4 separate regions of the Homo sapiens genome follow, and regions 1, 2 and 3 are each linked to region 4. The links are chromatin contacts, found by Hi-C or POLR2A ChIA-PET in ENCODE. All regions are on one chromosome and are shown on one strand. Each heading gives the region's core, a stretch centred on a gene start or an enhancer-like site at or near the end of the contact. The rest is flanking DNA. Distances are from core to core; before and after follow the strand shown. Region 1 holds the start of MYL12BP2 (MYL12B pseudogene 2). Region 2 holds the start of LINC02363 (long intergenic non-protein coding RNA 2363). Region 3 holds the start of CENPU (centromere protein U). Region 4 overlaps LINC02427 (long intergenic non-protein coding RNA 2427).

Region 1 (2,817 bases), core at 197-2,696, 190 kb after region 4:
TGCAGGTTCAGGGCAAGGTGTGCGAGCACACTCAGTCCCTGGCCTCGGAGTCTCTCTGGATGGCTTCTTGCCTAGGGTGACTGACAGAGGGATGGATGATATGAAAAGGCAGCTGTTCTCCTCCCGACCTAACCCCAATTCTTACTCCATGGGTTCATGACAGCCCATTCTGCTGGAGACTGTGTCTTAAAACTTTCTCCCCTAGTTTCTCTCAAGTACCCCTCGTGAGCTGTGATTTCACTGGGCTTTCAACTCTTAGGCCATTTTCTTTGTGCCTTTCTATCAAAGCTTTATATCAACTCAAACCATGTCTATAGTAGTTTTCCATTTTCCTTTTTTTCTTTTTTAATGATTGTAATTTTTTCAAATGGATTATGTATTTTTATATCTTTTTTCTTTTGAATTTACTTCTTTTTTAAGAGCCATTTTTTGTTTGGAGCAAAATTGAGCAGAAAGTCCGGGGAGTTCCTCGCTGCTCCCACACACACAGCCTCCCCGCTGTCGATATCTGGCACCGGAGGGGTCTGACCCTTACAAGTGAGGAGCCTATGTTGATGCACCATTATCACCCAAAGCTCATAGTTTACACGAGGGCCCACTCTTGCTGTGGAACCACGTTCCTTTTCCCCACGTGTTTTTGCATCCCTTTTCTTTTTTCTACCTTCCCAAACCCTGTGATGTTCGGAAGAGCTATGATCCCTATTCTATAGAGAGGACACTCAAGGAAGCAGCTGATAAGTAGAACCAGGACTCAAACCCAGATCTCATAACTCTAAATCCAGCAGTGGTAGTTTTTTCTCTTTAATACAATTATGACACTCCCTTTTGAACTTGTGATATATACCTGCCGCTAACACACACACACACACACACACACACACACACACACACACACACACCTTGAGAGGCTGTTGCCAATTGTTCTTTAGGCATCACACACAGCCCCGGCACACAGCAGGGGCTTAATAGATATTCCTTACATCGAAGTTGAAAGTCTTGTCTCAACATTCTGCTCTCACACACTCGCCTACAAACTCATCAAATAATAGAGCATCGATTCTCATTCTCTCCCTCTCCCTTCCTTTTAAATCTCCTGGGGCTTAGAATCCATAATTTGTGGAATTCCCGCATTCCCACAGGTGTCCTGGGAGGTGGGCAGGGCCAACACTTCAGCAGCTTCTGCAACGCAGCAGACTCCTGGGCCTGATGTGCTAGCTGCCCATTTGCTATGGGCCTTCGCTCCCCAGAAGCACCTCTCTGGGTATGGGGCAAACACCCCTCATTGCTGCAATGCAGCCTCTGCTGGAGTGAAACAGGATGCTTGATTTCTATTGCGTCAGTAGCAACACTGCCCAGAGGTCTAAGAGAGGAAGTCAGAGCAAAGCCCATCAAAGCCCACCCAGAACAGCAGGGAAATTCCAAGTCATCGGTTTCTAGTTCTCCCCATGCGTGTGGTGGCCCTGCTTTGTGGTGAGCCTCCAGGACTGTCCTGCTGTGCCTCTGAAGCACCTGCTCACAGAAGGGTGACCCATTGAGGCATGCAGTGGGTTGATACAAATGTCAACTCCAGCCCCTGTCATCAGCTAAAGGTCAGCAAATGAGTTCTCTGGCATTTGGGGTCTGCAGGAGCAAGTGAGTACTGTGAACACCTGCAGTGTGGAGACCACGTCCATCTAATTGGCGTCTATGGGGCCCAGTGCCAGGCTGGGCCCAAGTGTCGATTCAGGAAGGGTGTCTCAGGATGCAGAAGCCGCCTGATGCGTGCAGAGGTGGATAGGCCTTCAGCCTGCTCTCCTCCTCTGTCCTGCAGACCGGGTGAGTTATGTTAGCCTCTGCTTTCCCTTCCTGTCCTGAGCACAGCAATCGGGACAACCACACATCCTCTGAGAGATGATAAAAATAATGAGACCAAGAAGACTGCACCCAAATCGATGTTTTGTCTTTGCGCAGACCCCATAGTGTGTCTTGTGCTGCAGAGGGAAGCACCTGGCATCTTGGGGCCTCTTCTCTGCCCCCTCCCCACTTTGGGGAGGGGTTTTGTCGGGGGCAGCCTCCATCCTTTGGAATCCTGTCTGTGCTCTGATTCTCCCTGATGGTCTTTATAGCTTTGCATTATTTTGCTTTCAGAGAACAGAGAAATGTGAATAAGAACAGAAACATGGCACCGGTGTCCTCAGCTTCTTCCCCACCTTCACAGAACTGCTGCTGCAAACTAGTAGTTTTGAGAAATGATGAAAAACCTGTGGTTTTCCCCAAATTCCAAGAATCAGAGGCAGATTCTAGGAGGGTGAAGATGGTGTGGGCTCAAAAATGGTCATGCGGCACATCTTCTGAGGAGATATGCTGCCCATTAAAAGGGCAAAACAGGAGTTGGTGTGTGGGCAGTTCCCGCATCACACATAAAGGCTTCACCAGTGAGGCTCAGCCCAGGAACTGCCTGCCCTTGAGGCTGGGGGCTCACAAAGAAAGCTTTCCCCCAGCTTCTGATGTCCATGAAGAGCAGAGAGCATGCTGGTGGTGATTCATAACCCCCTGAAATGTATCCTCAGTTTGCCAGAGAAAAATTTCTAGGACCCACCTAATAAGTTCATTCATTGGTTCCCAGACTCGGCAGGTTTTACCAGATCCCTCACGACTGGTCCCAGCTTCTCTCCCAGCACATTACTTGAAGGTACACAAATAGTCCACTGTGCTTTGTTTCCTCTGTTTCTTCCAATTCTCTCTTCTGCTTGACCAGCTTGTACTTGAAGATCTAGGTTTTGGGAGATTCCCGGGATTGCTGCCAGGCACTGCCTGCCCCCATCTGAGTAAGGGGTG
Region 2 (2,742 bases), core at 211-2,710, 150 kb after region 4:
TAAGGCAAAACTCACCGGAAACATGCATTTCCCTTCTCTTCCAGCAACAATGACTTTACCCAGAGTCACCAGGAAGTCCTGTCCACTGTCAGCTGTGCAGTATGTGTGTGTGTGTGTGTGTGTGTTTCACCCAAAATGTGGCATGAAACAGACTTACATAAAAAACAACAGAAAGGCCTTTTTGCAGCACTGCTTGGAAACCCCCATCCTGCTTGATAAGCCTTCTTCGCTGTGTTGCCCCTGCAGGGGCCACTCCTGCCTAAGCTGGGTGGTGGTCCCCCACCTCACCTGTGGGCAGCTCATCCTGGAGGACACAGCATGGGTGAGGGGGTGCCTATTCTCAGTTGTCCCTAGGCACAAAAATTCTGCTACTTTTCTTTTTTAGGAAAGTGATTCCCTTCCAGAAAATATTTTTTTCTTGCTTCAAGTAGAATACTTTTTTTTTTTTTTTTTTAAATACAGGGTCTCACTGTGTCACCCCGGCTGGAGTGTAGTGGCACCATCACGGCTCACTGCAGCCTTGGCCTCCTCAGGCTCAAGTGATCCTCCTTTCTCAGCCTCCTGAGTAGCTGGGGCTATAGGTGAGCACAACCACTCTCAGTTAATTTTTGTATTTTTTGTAGAGATGGGGTTTTGCCGTGTTGCCCAGGCTGGTCTTGAACTCCTGGACTCAAGCGATCTACCCACTTCGACCTCACAAAATGAGGGCTTACAGGTGTGAGCCACTGCACCCGGCCAGCACTCTCAGAATTGATCCTTGTCATGTTCCTCTCACCCATCACTGTAGCTGAAGCCCTGGAGAAGCCACTGATTACCCTCTAATCGTCCTAGGTGTTGGTTTCTCTGTTAACATAATGTCTATAATCGGAACTCTTAACCAGGAAAACTTCCCAAACAATATAAATTCAGTGAAAATATGTGCACTGCTCATACCTGGTTCCCCCGGTACTGTTGCTGCATAAGAAGTCACCCCTTAATTTAGTGGTTTAAAAAGATCATCTTATTTATGCTCTCAGAGTCTGTGGGTTTGGAATTTATTTTATTTTATTTAATTAATTAATTAATTAATTATTTAAGATGGAGTCTCACTCTGTCACCCAGGCTGGAGTGCAATGGCACGATCTCCGCTCACTGCAACCTCTGCCTCCTGGGTTCAAGCGATTTTCCTGCCTCAGCCTCTTGAGTAGCTGAGATTACAGGCAAGTGCCACCATGCCCGGCTAATTTTTTTCTATTTTTAGTAGAGACGGGGTTTCACCATATTGGTCAGGCTGGTCTTGCACTCTTGACCTCGTGATCCGCCTGCCTCAGCCTCCCAAAGTGCTGGGATTACAGGCATGAGCCACCACACCTGGCGGGTTTGGAATTTAGACAGCAGGAGTGGCTTGTCTCTGCTGCATGACAGCTGGGGCTGTGACCACTGTGGGTAACGCAGCAGCTGGGGTGTATTATGGTCTAACGGCTCCTTTCCTTATATGTCTAACCCTGGCCTGGAGCACTGGAGGATGAGGTCCGCTGACTGCAGCGTCCATCCTGGTCCTCCCCAGGCACTGTGGCCTCCCTCACAGCATGGCTGCCTTGGGTACTCGGACTTCACGTGGAAGGCCAGGGCTCCGAGAGCAAATGCCCCAGCAAGACAGAAGCTCAGCCGCCTTTGATGACCTAGAAGCTAGGCAGCATCCATTGTACTGCCTTCTATGGGTTGTGAGTGAGTCCCAAACCTGCCTTGACTCAAGGAAACGGAATTAGGCTCTACGTCTTGACTAGGTAGTGGCGAAGTTCTGGAAGCACATGAGTAGGAGATACTGTGACGGTTTCATCTTTGGAAAATACCATCTAGCACACCTGAATCTGCTTTCAGGGGGTGTAAGGGGATTTCCATGGCAAAATTTGAAGCCACATGTGGTCACTGCTTTGTACTGAGGAAACAAAGTGCTCTGGGCATCCAGAAAGGGGGTACGTTTTTTCTTACTGGGATAAATCTGGCTGCATTTTAGCTAATCCTGGAAAATTGATCGACAAAAGCAAAGGACCAAGAAAGCTGCTTATATCAGTGTCTCCTCCACCCTCAGCCTCCAGTAGCATCCCTACGTTTTACAATTTTATTTATGTCACTTTAAATAAGGTAAGCTCTCCTTTGCTGTTCTGGTGTATTTAGACATACACGTATTTTGCTGTCTTGGGTTCTCGTGATAATACTCTTACATCTTTGCACGCTTCATTTTGACCCCTTCCTACTACTTTGATTTTCCCATGACTTTATTCAAAATTTGGAGAGAATAACCCACTCGGCTCTCTTCTCCCTGGTTGCTTTCTCCACTCATTCTAGCTACCTCTGCTCCATAAAATTATGCTCAATCAAGTATCACATTATTTTTATCTTTAGTTGTATGTGTCGTTCCTGTGTCAAAGAGCTTACCCTGTGGGTGCTGTCCAGCCATCTTGAACATTTTGCAAGGCAAATTTATTTATTTATTTATTTATTTTGAGACATGGTCTCACTGTGTCACCCAGGCTGGAGTGCAGTGGTGTGATCATGGCTCACTGCAGCCTCTAACTTCTGGGCTCAAGCAATCCTCCCACCTTAGCCTCCCAAGTAGCCGGGACTTCAGGCAGGCACCGCCATGCCCAGCTAAGTTTTTAAATTTTTTTCTAGAGACGAGGTCTCACTATGCTGCCCAGGGTGGTCTTGGGCTTCTGGGCTCAAGTAATCCTCTTGCTCTGGCCTCTTAAAATGCTGGGA
Region 3 (2,847 bases), core at 1-2,500, 230 kb before region 4:
AGCAAAACTCCAACTCAAAAAAAAAAAAAAAAAAAAAAAAAGAACTTACTCATGTAACCAAATAGCACCTGCACCCCAATAATTTATGGAAAAATAAAATAAATAAAAAATAAAAGCAATAGCTTTAGTAAGAAAGGGCACTTGCAGCATACCTACCAAATATCATATAAAGTTTAGAAACATACAATAATCAATACATTATTTGGGGCTATATCAAGGTAGAAAACCACAGGAATGATACACATAAAATCAGAAGAGTGGTTATTCTTTGGAGGAGGAGGATACCATTCAGAGGGGTACCCAAGAGTTATATATAAAAATGATCCATATCCCCATGTAGTGCTGGTTACACGGATGTTTGTTTTTATCTTTACATTACACGTTATATTCTTTCATATGCATGAAACGTAATATTTTTGTCGTAGTAAAATATACATAACAAAATTTAGCATTTTAACCGTTTTTAACTTTACAGTATTGTGGCATTAAGTACCTTCACCTTGTGCATCCATCCACCACTATTTCCAGAACGTTTTCATCATCCCAAACTGCTTTTGGTATCATATCCAAGAAATCATACCAAGTCCAATGTTATGAAGTTTTTGCTCTGTTTTCTTCTAAGAGTTTTAATTTTAGCCTTTATAGTTAGGTCTTTGATTCATTTTGCGTTAATTTTTATACGCGGTGTAAGGTAAGGGTTCAATTACATTCTTCTGCATTACACATTTTTAAACACAAACAAAATAAAAGAACAAAAGGAACCCTGTCCATTTACAAATGAAGGTATTGGGATAGCGGTAAAGTAACATGCTAAGCTCAGACAGCTGATAAAGGCAGCAGGGGCTGGAAGCCAAATCCTGTAGGCCTGGAAAGACGACTGCGGCCTCAGCGACAACAGCTGCGAACACGGGTCTCCACCCACCCTCTTACCTGCCCACGACTCAGGGACACTAGCTCCTCCCCTTTCCCCACCCCACAAGGGGCCGTCCCACGTGGCTCCCGGGCTTTCTGGCGCCGGAAAACTGGCGATGCGGGTGGGCGCGAAAGCCCGGAAAACTTTGGCATGTTTTGGACCGTAGGTAACTGGTTGTGCGGCATGGACTCCAGCTCCGTTGCGCTGTAATAACCAGACCCAGTTTTCCCTCACGCTCCAGGCCAGGGAGGAGCCCGGGGGCCGCTCAGGAAGTCCTGCGCACGCGCGCGTGCTCGGCCCGGATTGGCTGTTCGGAGCGGCGAGGGGCTTGGCGGGAGCTTCCAGTCGCTCGAGAGCGGAGAGCGGCACCATGGCCCCGCGGGGGCGGCGGCGGCCGCGGCCTCACAGGTCTGAGGGGTAAGTACTGCCGACCCTCGGGAGCGCGGGGCCGGAGACCAGCTTGAACTGCTTCCTCGCCTGCCGTGGTTTGCGCCTCCCGGCGCTGTTGGTGCTCCACTGTGGAGGTCGCCCGAGTGGCCAATCGCCCGGGTCCCCGGCTTCCTCCTCAGTCTAGTGGGGATAACAGTGATCCCACCTGCACGGGCCTGTCGGGGCCTAACACTGCCTGGCGGGTGGGAGAGACGTCAGCCAGTGTCGTGTCGTTTTGTGGGGAGGGGGAGTGCCGTCCAAAGTAGTGAGTCTCAAAGTGCTAGCTTGAAAGCAAAATATTCAGCAAATACGTATTGCCTGCGGTTTGCCAGACTTTGTTAGTGGAGTTTTATTCTCTGACTGGGAATCAGTTTTCTTATTTTGAAGACCCTGGTGTTTTCTTACTGCAAACCACAGACCGTAAACTGGAGCATAAATCCGGCTGGGGGACCGAGCTGCCGCTTGCGGTTCTCCAGGATGGCTCGAGCGGTTTTTGTTTACCAAAGAAAGCGAGCGTTTGGTCGGTTGCAAAACGCGCTCTAGAATGCTGGTCGCTGATTCGTTGGCGAATGGCCATCCAAGGCCCGGCCTGGATCTGGCGGGAAGGGTCTCGGCTTGCTGCAGACGGTGCACAAAGCCATACGCCAAGACGATCTGAAGAGAACAGGAGTTCCCCCGGGCCTGGGAAGGCTGCCTGGAGGAGGAGGTGCTGGTAGATGCGGGGTTAGGGTGGAAAAGCTGGAGCAGGACACCGCAGGTGGGTGGGGAAACCGAGACCAGACTTCTGTGGCCAGTGGAGGAGAATGAAGACTCCCCCAGTGCAAAAAAGGATTAGAAGAGAATGTCAGCCTTCAATGTCAGCTGAAAAGAGTTTATCTGAAAGGCTAGTGGTTTTTGTTGTCTTTTTTTATTTTTATCTTTTAACATTTTTGGGTTTGAGACTCATGAAATCTGTTCATGCCTCCTCCCAAAACACACTTACGCACATACAACAGAATTTTTTTTTTTTTTTTTTTTTGAGACGGAGTCTCACTCTGTGGCCCAGGCTGGAGTGCAGTGGCGCAATCTCCGCCTCCCAGGTTCAAGCGATTTTCCTGCCTCAGACTCCAGAGGAGCTGGGATTACAGGCGCTCGCCCCCACGTCCAGCTAATTTTTGTATTTTTAGTAAAGACGGGGTTTCACCATGTTGGCCAGGATGGTCTTGATTTCCTCACCTCGTGATCCGCCCTCCTGGGGTTCCCAAAGCGCTGAGATTACAGGCATGAGCCACCGCGCCTGGCCCAGAAATTTTACCTGTGGGTTGTCACAGAGGTTTCTGTCTCTCAGAAGCCCCACCTTGACTCCAGCGTAAGGCAAGGAGGAACCTTGACTTTTTTTCCCCCCCAAGAAAGGACAAGACAGCTCAAAGAGTTTAGGTTAAGAAGTTTATGTGGTCTAGTGTGTAGCTGGGTTTCTGTTACCTGGCTATGTGACCCTTGATAAGTCACTTAAATTTTCTGAATCC
Region 4 (2,863 bases), core at 311-2,810:
GCTGGAGTGCAGCGGCGCGATCTCGGCTCACTGCGAGCTCCACCTCCCGGGTTCACGCCATTCTCCTGCCTCAGTCTCCTGAGTAGCTGGGATTACAGGTGCCCGCCACCACAGAAGGCTAATTTTTTTTGTATTTTTAGTAGAGATGGGGTTTCAACATGTTAGTCAGGATGGTCTCGATCTCCTGACCTCCTGATCTGCCCGCCTCGGCCTCCCAAAGTGCTGGCATTACAGGCGTGAGCCACCGCGCCCGGCCTACTCATTTTTATTTTTATTTTCATTTCTTTTTATTTTTTTTCGAGACGGAGTCTTACTCTGTCGCCCAGGCTGCAGTGCATTGGTACGATCTCAGCTCACTTCAACCTCTGACTCCTGGATTCAAGCAGTTCTCCTGCCTCAGCCTCCCAAGTAGCTGGGATTACAGGCGTGAGCCACCGCGCCCAGCCTATTTATTTTTATTTTTTATTTTCATTTCTTTTTTTTTTTTCGAGATGGAGTCTTACTCTGTTGCCCAGGCTGGAGTGCAGCGGTACAATCTCGGCTCACTTCAACCTCTGACTCCCGGATTCAAGCAGTTCTCCTGCCTCAGCCTCCCACGTAGCTGGGATTACAGGCGTCCGCCACTAGGCCCTGATAATTTTTGTATTTTTAGTAGAAACGGGGTTTCTCCATGTTGGCCAGGTTGGTCTTGAACTCCTGACCTCGTGATTTGCTCGCCTCGGCCTCCCAAAGTGCTGGGATTACAAGTGTGAGCCACCGCGCCTGGCCCATTCTCTCTTATTTTATTGTGGCAGCTAGAAGTTAGGTGGCCCGTGTGCCTGTCAATTCCCTCCACTCAGTCATACAGCTCATTGATACATTTTCTATTTTCCAAGTTATCTTGGGTTTCAATGTTGCTAAACTTCCCACCGCTACACAAACCTGTCTTCCTTCTTCCAGGTTTCAACAATATTTTCATCATATTTATTGAAGGCCTCACTGACAGACTTCTCAAGGCCCCTCTACCTTCTATTCGCTGCCTGGCCCCAAAGCCAGTGCCACACATTTTAGGTTTTTAACTGCAGCAGCACCTATGATGTTTCCAAAATCTGTATCATTAAAGTTTGATCAGAGAAGCAAAACCACCTTGAGCAAAACAAGGAATTTATTAAAGAGATTAGGATACACATTGTTATGAAAGCTGCAACCTGCTGCCCCTGTGTCCAGAAGTGGGCCTGAAGTCAGCAGGGCTGGCAAATGGATGTGCAGTGGGAGAGAGTAGGCGTGAGCTGCACCTGCAGGGAGGAGATGGAACTCCTGTGGATGGACTGAAACTGATGTCTTCCACGTCAGCCTCTCAGGCCTCCAACACTCCAGCGCTGATGATGAAGATGACCTGCAGAGGAGCTGGTGCCCTTCACCATGGAATTGCTCATAAACCCAAGATTCAGTGAAGCTGAAGAAGCAGTTCTGGTGGGAGCTGGAGGAACTGCAGGCACAGCTGCTGCCCTGTACCAATACATTGAGCCAGTGGCTGCCTGGCATTGTGTGTGAGCCACCACAGCGCCTGGCCCTACACAGACTTTGACTGTAAATATGACTGCTGTTTCACTTCTGCCTTCCAAATTTTGCTCAGATTTTCTGAGAAACATAGTTCAGCTTAGGTACATTGACACAGTACAAAGCCACCGCAGTGGCTGGTTAGGGAGGGATTATGAATGCAGGCTGAGAATGCACGGGAAGCGTTTGTCTATTTATAGAGTAGGTACCATTCAAGGATTTATGTGAATCAGGTGCAAAGAACTCACACAAAGATGGGGAAAGTTAGTACTTAGAAATCAGTGATACTAGATAACCAATAAATAAAAATAAACTTATTTTTAGAAAATAAGAAAATAGAAAAGCTTTAATAAAATAGTATTGGGCCGGGTGCAGTGGCTCACGCCTGTAATCCTAGCACTTTGGGAGACTGAGGTGGGCGGATCACCTGAGGTCAGGAGTTCCAGACCAGCCTGGCCAACATGGTGAAACCCAATCTCTACTAGAAAAAACCACAAAAATTAGCTGGGCGTGGTGGTACGTGCCTGTAATCCTAGCTCCTCGGGAAGCTGAGGCAGGAGAATCGCTTGAACTCAGGAGGTGGAGGGTGCAGTGAGCCAAGATCGTGCCATTGCACCCCAGCCTGGGTGACAGAACAAGATTCTATCTCAAAAAAATAAAAATAAAAATAAATAAATAAAATAGTATTGAAATGGTGAATAATACTATTTCAGCACATCCTAAACAGATCATGCAGATAGTAAGAGGTTTTCTGCATGAGTTTGCTAGGGCTGCCGTAACAAAACACCATGGACGGGAGCTTTAACAACAGAAATTGATTTCTCACAGTTCTGCAGGCAGGGTGTTCAGGACCAAGATATTGGCAGGCTTGGTTTCTCTGAATCCTCTCTCCTTGGCTTGCAGGTGGCTGTTTTCTTTTCTTTTTTCTTTTTTTTTCTTTGAGATGGAGTCTCACTCTGTCACCCAGGCTGGAGTGCAGTGGCGCAATCTCAGCTCACTGCAGCCTCTGCCTCCTGGGTTCAAGCGATTCTCCTGCCTCAGCCTCCTGAATAGCTGGGATTACAGGTGCCTGCCACCACGCCCAGCTAATTTTTGTATTTTTAGTAGAGATGGGGTTTCACCATGTTGATCAGGCTGATCTCAAACTCAGGACTTCGTGATCCACCTGCTTCGGCCTCCCAAAGTGCTGGGATTACAGGTGTGAGCCACCACGCCCGGCAGCTTGCAGGTGGCTGCTTTCTTGCTGTGTGTTCACATGGTCATTCGTCTGTGTGTGCACACGTGTAGTGTCTGTGTCTGTGTCCTAGCCTCCTCTTCTTATAAG

What was found. A loop is a pair of places that touch in the nucleus more often than their neighbours do. ChIA-PET counts read pairs that join two places held with the same protein, here RNA polymerase II (POLR2A). Pooled maps may share reads with other maps.
Region 1: a loop to region 4 is called in a map with no recorded cell type, with 5 times the contacts of the local background. The contact joins the promoter of MYL12BP2 here to the enhancer-like site in region 4. A Hi-C loop is called at or near these places in 10 of 37 single-sample maps with no recorded cell type and 14 of 50 pooled maps. POLR2A ChIA-PET finds 5 or more read pairs at or near these places in 8 of 52 experiments (GM12878, OCI-LY7, activated B cell and 3 more).
Region 2: a loop to region 4 is called in a pooled map, with 2.6 times the contacts of the local background. The contact joins the promoter of LINC02363 here to the enhancer-like site in region 4. A Hi-C loop is called at or near these places in 6 of 37 single-sample maps with no recorded cell type and 3 of 50 pooled maps. POLR2A ChIA-PET finds 5 or more read pairs at or near these places in 6 of 52 experiments (GM12878, RWPE1, T-cell and 3 more).
Region 3: a loop to region 4 is called in a pooled map, with 2.9 times the contacts of the local background. The contact joins the promoter of CENPU here to the enhancer-like site in region 4. A Hi-C loop is called at or near these places in 6 of 50 pooled maps. POLR2A ChIA-PET finds 5 or more read pairs at or near these places in 7 of 52 experiments (OCI-LY7, activated CD4-positive, alpha-beta T cell, activated CD4-positive, alpha-beta memory T cell and 3 more).

Annotation. Positions count from the first base shown.
Region 1 is chr4:184,312,958-184,315,774 of GRCh38, reverse strand. It overlaps MYL12BP2 (MYL12B pseudogene 2), which reads left to right and starts at 1,446. Exons shown (of 3, transcript XM_047416561.1): 1 at 1,446-1,470; 2 at 1,627-1,815. The coding sequence starts at 1,446. RefSeq lists enhancers at 976-1,135, 1,266-1,535, 1,454-1,955.
Region 2 is chr4:184,352,695-184,355,436 of GRCh38, reverse strand. LINC02363 (long intergenic non-protein coding RNA 2363) reads left to right here and starts at 1,460. Exons shown (of 3, transcript NR_040108.1): 1 at 1,460-2,124. RefSeq lists an enhancer at 1,390-1,459.
Region 3 is chr4:184,732,499-184,735,345 of GRCh38, reverse strand. It overlaps CENPU (centromere protein U), which reads left to right and starts at 1,250. Exons shown (of 13, transcript NM_024629.4): 1 at 1,250-1,330. The coding sequence starts at 1,284. RefSeq lists a silencer at 1,244-1,303 and enhancers at 1,674-1,793, 944-1,810.
Region 4 is chr4:184,505,453-184,508,315 of GRCh38, reverse strand. It overlaps LINC02427 (long intergenic non-protein coding RNA 2427), which reads left to right. Exons shown (of 3, transcript NR_147158.1): 3 at 940-1,856. Among named protein-coding and RNA genes, the nearest start is that of LINC02427, 31 kb to the left of the region's middle. RefSeq lists an enhancer at 1,243-1,452. Within about 2 kb of position 1,560, at least 6 of the 41 ENCODE cell types and tissues checked have a DNase peak (open chromatin) inside an H3K27ac peak, as active enhancers do; they include GM12878 and OCI-LY7, where a contact is called at or near this core.